Regions from separate parts of the Homo sapiens genome. Here region 1 is linked to region 2. The links are chromatin loops, found by intact Hi-C in ENCODE. Cell type or tissue: prostate gland. All regions are shown on one strand. Each heading gives the region's core, and the rest is flanking DNA. Links, peaks and the distances in the headings are about the cores only.

Region 1 (2,817 bases), core at 197-2,696, 280 kb before region 2:
ATATGTAATGCAGTCTTCAAATCTACAAAAAAATAGAAGTAAAAGTCTTAAATAAGCTCATCCAAAAGAGGATCTCCTAATGAACAGCAAACATGAACACATGTTCAACTTCCGTAATTGTCTTTTATTCTCAAGGAAAACCAAATTAAACTGTGAATGAAATCTACATGTACCCACTAGAATGACTATAATCCAAAAGGCTGACATATCCAAATGATGGCAAGAATGTAGAGCACTGGGGAGCCTTAATATTGCTGATGAGAGTATAAATTGTGACAATCATATTAAAAATCTATTTGATATTATGTACTATGAGGTGAAAAAATGCATACTATATATTGAATACTTCTACTCCTAAGTATCTGTAGTGAAATATTATTACAGAACCCAAAAGCTTTCACATATATTTTAATACATAATATTGAGTTAAGGAAGTCAGTCATACAGCAAAACATTGTGTATGTTTCAGTTTATATAAAGAATAAAAAGGAGACAATAGCTGGATGCGGTGGCTCACGCCTGTAGTTTCAGCACTTTGGGAGGCCGAGGTGGGCAGATCACGAGGTCATGAGTTTGAGACCAGCCTGGCCAACGTGGTGAAACCCCGTCTCTACTAAAGATACAAAAAATTAGCCGGGCGTGGTGGCATGTGACTGTAATTCCAGCTACTCGGGAGGCTGAGGCAGGAGAATCGCTTGAATCTGGGAGGCGAAGGTTGCAGTGAGCTGCGATTGTACCATTGCATTCCAGCCTGGGTGACGGGGAGAGATTCTGTCTGAAAACAACAACAACAACAACAATAACAACAAAACAGACAGTAACAATCTATGCTCTTCCAAGTCAGGTAAAAGTTTCTGTATTAATTATCTGATATTGCATAAGAAATACCCTCTAAATGTAGTGAACTGAAACGTTTATTGTCTCATAGTTTCTAAAGTTCACAAGAATCTAGGAAGAAGGGGGATAATTATCTTTGTCATATTGCTGAGACATAAAATAAAATGAGGATGGAGAATTGACCATTCGACCTATCAGCATGGAGCAGGCAGGTCATGAGAGGGACTGATTGTGTGGGACTCTTGATATTGAGATTATGGAGGAGGTTTAGTTACTGGTAAGGAAAAGTTTCAGGCTGAGGTGAGATGATAGAAAAGACTTTCAGCTATTAGGAGGTCAAGGAACTGAGAGGCTGGGGAGATGCTTGTCTACCATATCTGAAAGGGCCCAAAGATCAACAAGAGTAATGGTAAGGAGAGAAAGGGTCAGTTGTTAAAATATTCAGTGAATAAAGGCATCCTGGGAGATCCAGGATGCCTAGCACAAAGGAGTTTTGAGTAGTACAGCCTGATGACATGTGCTTCACTTTATGTGTTTGTTTTGTTGTTGTTTTGTGGTTTTCTGGTGGGTTGAGGAGCTAAAGAAAGAGGGTAAGTTATCCGGAAGCAACAATGAAGAGGAAGAAGGGCATTTAATCTGTCACTTCAAGCTCTGTCAAATTAGGAATATGGAGGAAAAGCATGGTGTCAACACTTGAGAAAGGTGCTGGCATATTGCATATGGAAAGCAACTCTGCCAGTCATCAGCTTTGTGAGTTCTCTATGCCTCCTTTCATCATCTTCTCAATAAGCACATCAATACCTAATTCATATTATTTTGTGAGGCTGAATTGGGATAATGTACATAAAAGTCTTAACACATTATTAGAGGCTCATTTTGAACTTTGAAAACTTAGTAACACTTTCAATTAAGTATTAAAACACATTTCCCAAACTTAGTATTTGAATGTATGCTCCTTCTAAAAATGTTTTCAGAGCACAAAATATGTAATAATGTTATCTTTTATGTTGGTATCATTAGTACTTTGCCTAATGTCTCTTTTGATATTTCACATATGTCTATAAAATGTCTATTCAGGATGAGAGGACATAAAATAAATTACATAGCATTTTGTATCTGTATAAAATAAATATGGTCTAAATAAGTATTGTCAGAATACTATGCAGCCATAAAAAAGATTGAGATTGTGTCCTTTGCAGCAACATGGATGGAGATGGAGTTCATTATCCTAAGCAAACTAACACAGGAACATAAATCCAAATACCACAAGTTCTCGCTTATAAGTTGGAGCCAAACATTTATTACATAGGGACACAAAGAAAGGAACAGCAGACACCAGGGCCTTCTTGAGGGTTGAGGGATGAGAGTGAGGGTTGAAAACTACCTATCAAGTACTATGCTGATTACCTGGGTGATGAAATCATTTATATACCAAATCCCTGTGACATGCAATCTACCTATATAATGCTTGCACATGTACCCCTGAACTTAAAAGTTGGAAAATAAATAAAAATAAATGTTGTCAGACCATGCTTTATTGACACCATATACTAAGCAAATGACTTAACTGTTTTTGTCTAGTGTTCATACTGTAAGAAAAAGCTAAATAAAGAGGATAAATGATTTGGAAGCAAAAAATAAGAATAAAGGGCATCAAATCTGTGACTCTGAGCTTTGTCACATCAGGAATATGGAGGAAAAGCATGGTGTCACCACTAGAGGGAGGTGCTGTCATATCACATATGGAAAGCAACTTTGCCACTCCTCAGCTTTGTGAGCTCTCCATGCCTTATTCCATTGTCTTCTCATTGAGCACATCAATATCCAGTTTGTATAGTTTAGTGAGGCTGATATAAGATAATGTACATAAAAGTCTTAGCTCATTTTGAACATTGAAAATGTAACACTGTCAATTAATTATTTAATATCAAGATACCTTTCCCAAACATATGTAAATATATGCTCTTTCTAAAAATGTTT
Region 2 (2,817 bases), core at 273-2,772:
AACTCCAGTTCCATCCATGTTGCTGTAAAAGACATGGTTCATTCTTTTTTTAAACCAGTAATATCTTTAGCTCTCTCTCTTTCTCTCTCTCTCTTCTGTGTGTGTGTGTGCATGTGTGAACACATTTAAAATATCAAAAGTTCTTCACTAACAAAAGACCCCAGAACTCAAGAATTCCCACTAAGAGAAAAATGCTTAAAATATTCTTGGTTTCTAAGGCTTTGCTTATGTGACTACTGTAGATTTCCTGTTTTTCTTGTGTGCCTAGGAAACTAAAGCCACCTGGGAACGGTATCAAGAAGAAAGCCTGTGAAGCCTTCTAAGATGGGAAAGACAAAAGAAAGCTGGCAGGATTGTGCTTGCTAAGGTGTGACTGTGCAGTATCTGTGGCTTTTTCTGACCTCCTCCCACCCCTGCACCCAACACCCATCCTCAAACTCACATCGGATGATTCAGGCATGGCTCTGCTAACACTTTATTAAAAGCATGGATTAATTTTACTTCCAAGTTTATTTTTACTGCACCATCCCATTTGTGGAAACAACTAGCTTACTCAGCTTTTTTTTCCTTTTATAAAGGAAAGAACAGAAAAGTAAAAGGAGGAAAGAAAACAAGAGGTGAGTGAGGCAACTGAAAACTGTTCTTGGACCTGCGGTGCTATAGAGCAGGTATGTTCACTTTCTTTTAAATGCAACTTAGTTCCTAACTCAAGACTTGGTTTCTGATTCAGAGTGGTAACTGAGGAATGGGCAGGAAGGGCAGGGTGCCTGCTGCCTGGCCTGCAGGAGTCTGTGGCTGGCTTTAGTTCTGGGGAAGCTCAGCTTCTCCACTTGAACCAGTGACAGCCGGGCACGCCGCGTCCCCCTGGATGTGCTGTTCCCTGATCATCAACTCAGGACAGCAGTGAGTGGCCTGGAATGAGCCCTGGTGGGCGCCTGCCTGGCTATCTCTCTCAGGTCCTGCGGCAAGCCCCAGAATGCAGAGAACAAGGAGCTTCCAGGCAATTATACCGGAAGGGAGAGTTTCTTGTCTATCTTTCTAGTGGTCACACTTAGGAAAGCTTCAGAATAAGAGCTCTATAAATCTCTATGTAGAAATAAACTTAGGCCCCACATCACTGGTCTTTATTACTTAAAAATAATTATATAGTCCAAACTCTGTGTGTGCGTGTGTGTGTGTGTGTGTGTATGTGTGTGTGGGGAGGGGGTGGGGGAGGAGGGGGGTGTTAGTTTCCCATAGGAACATCAGAGTCTCTTGTAGCTCTTGCTAAACAGATGGATACTTAGGCCTGGGAATCTGGGTTTGAACAATCCTCTCAGTTGATTCTTTAAAAAAAAAAAAGATGAAGAATAGACACTATGTTTAAAATAAAAAAGATTTTTTTAAAAACCACCATGTCCCATGGTGGTTTGCTGCACCTATCAATCCGTCATCTAGGTTTTAAGCCCCGCATGCATTAGGTATTTGTCCTAATGCTCTCCCTCCCCTTGCCCTCCACCCACTGACAGGCCCCAGTGTGTGAGTTTCCCACCCCCACCCCCAGCGCCAACCCCCCGCCGCCCGTGTCCACATGTTCTCATTGTTCAACTCCCACTTACCAGTTAGAACACGCAGTTTTTGGTTTTCTGTTCCTGTGTTAGTTTGCTGAGAATGGGATCTAATTAAAGAGCTTCTGCACAGCAAAAGAAACTATCATCAGAGTGATCAGGTGATTCTTATGTACATCAGAGTGTGAAAACCAGTCCTGAATAGGATTGAACAGCTGTATTTCATTTAGTAGAAGTTAAAAGGTCTGTGGTTCCCACACAGCTAAGAAACCAGAGACCTGGTTTATATAAAGTTGTTTGCAGGAGCAGCCACATCTTCCTAGAGCTGCCTTTATTGTTCACTTTAAAGAAGGGACTGTACAGTTGCAGTCACTGTAATGTGATGAACACGTTACACATCACATTACAATGCATTTCACTGTGGAAATCAGGACCTCGTGTTTGATCTCCATTTTCCTTACTCCCCTCAGTGAAGAATCAGACAAGAGCAGGTTGTACAGCAACAGCGTGCTTGAACTTTACAGTTTTGCTTCCGTGAAAAATTTATTTGTAGTTTTTGTTTCTTAGTAACTTATAGTTTGTATATTTTGTTGAAATATATAATCTAATGGACCAATTGTTATTGTAATTATTGTAGTAACCTCCATTTAATTCAACATTTACTGAAATCCTATTGTGTGGTGCATGCTATGCAAAGATATAAACTTATAATGTCTCGTTTTATTATCAAAACACCCTCCAGGTTGGATGTATGATTTAACTCACAGACCCCTATAATTAACAGGCTCAGCTAGCTTGACCTCCTTGGTCAAGGCCACATAAGTAGTGAATGATAGAGCTGGTATTTTTGGTGGCATTAGATGCATCTTGAGTGTCTGACATATCAATTCTAAACTGAGTATTTGAGGCATTTGAAGACAATATTATGTTTACATTTTTCTAATTATAAGGAAATACAGGTATCATAGAAAACCATTTTAATATAATGGCAATAAAAATGTGCCAGGAGACCTACAGAATAATTGTACTTTCAATACTAAATTTATGGAATTAAACTTCACCTCTAAAAATATTACAATTAAATCCCATATGCCTTTCACCTCGATTCACCCAAAAGTGACATTGACTTTATCTCTCAAAAAGAAATCTCTCTAACTTATCTATTAATATGTATGTACATAATTTCTCTCTCTCTCTAGATATCTATAATTTATCTCCATAAATAATATGCAATATTATATGTATTGTTATTCTTATTCTTTTTCTTATT

What was found. Hi-C counts contacts between places; a loop is a spot of excess contacts. Peaks named below come from ENCODE experiments on the same cell type or tissue, not always from the same donor. Only the 100,000 strongest peaks of a DNase experiment are listed, where the experiment ranks them.
Region 1: a loop joins it to region 2, with 2.6 times the contacts of the local background. A loop is called at or near these places in 54 of 110 quality-filtered maps.

What each region holds. Positions count from the first base shown.
Region 1 is chr1:89,083,428-89,086,244 of GRCh38, forward strand. The region is part of intron 4 of LOC105378841 (a long non-coding RNA gene); the gene reads left to right. Among named protein-coding and RNA genes, the nearest start is that of GBP1, 20 kb to the left of the region's middle. In prostate gland, for the core only: no CTCF peak of the experiment used is centred there; no DNase peak of the experiment used is centred there.
Region 2 is chr1:89,363,460-89,366,276 of GRCh38, forward strand. It overlaps GBP6 (guanylate binding protein family member 6), which reads left to right and starts at 600. Exons shown (of 11, transcript NM_198460.3): 1 at 600-668. In prostate gland, for the core only: no CTCF peak of the experiment used is centred there; no DNase peak of the experiment used is centred there.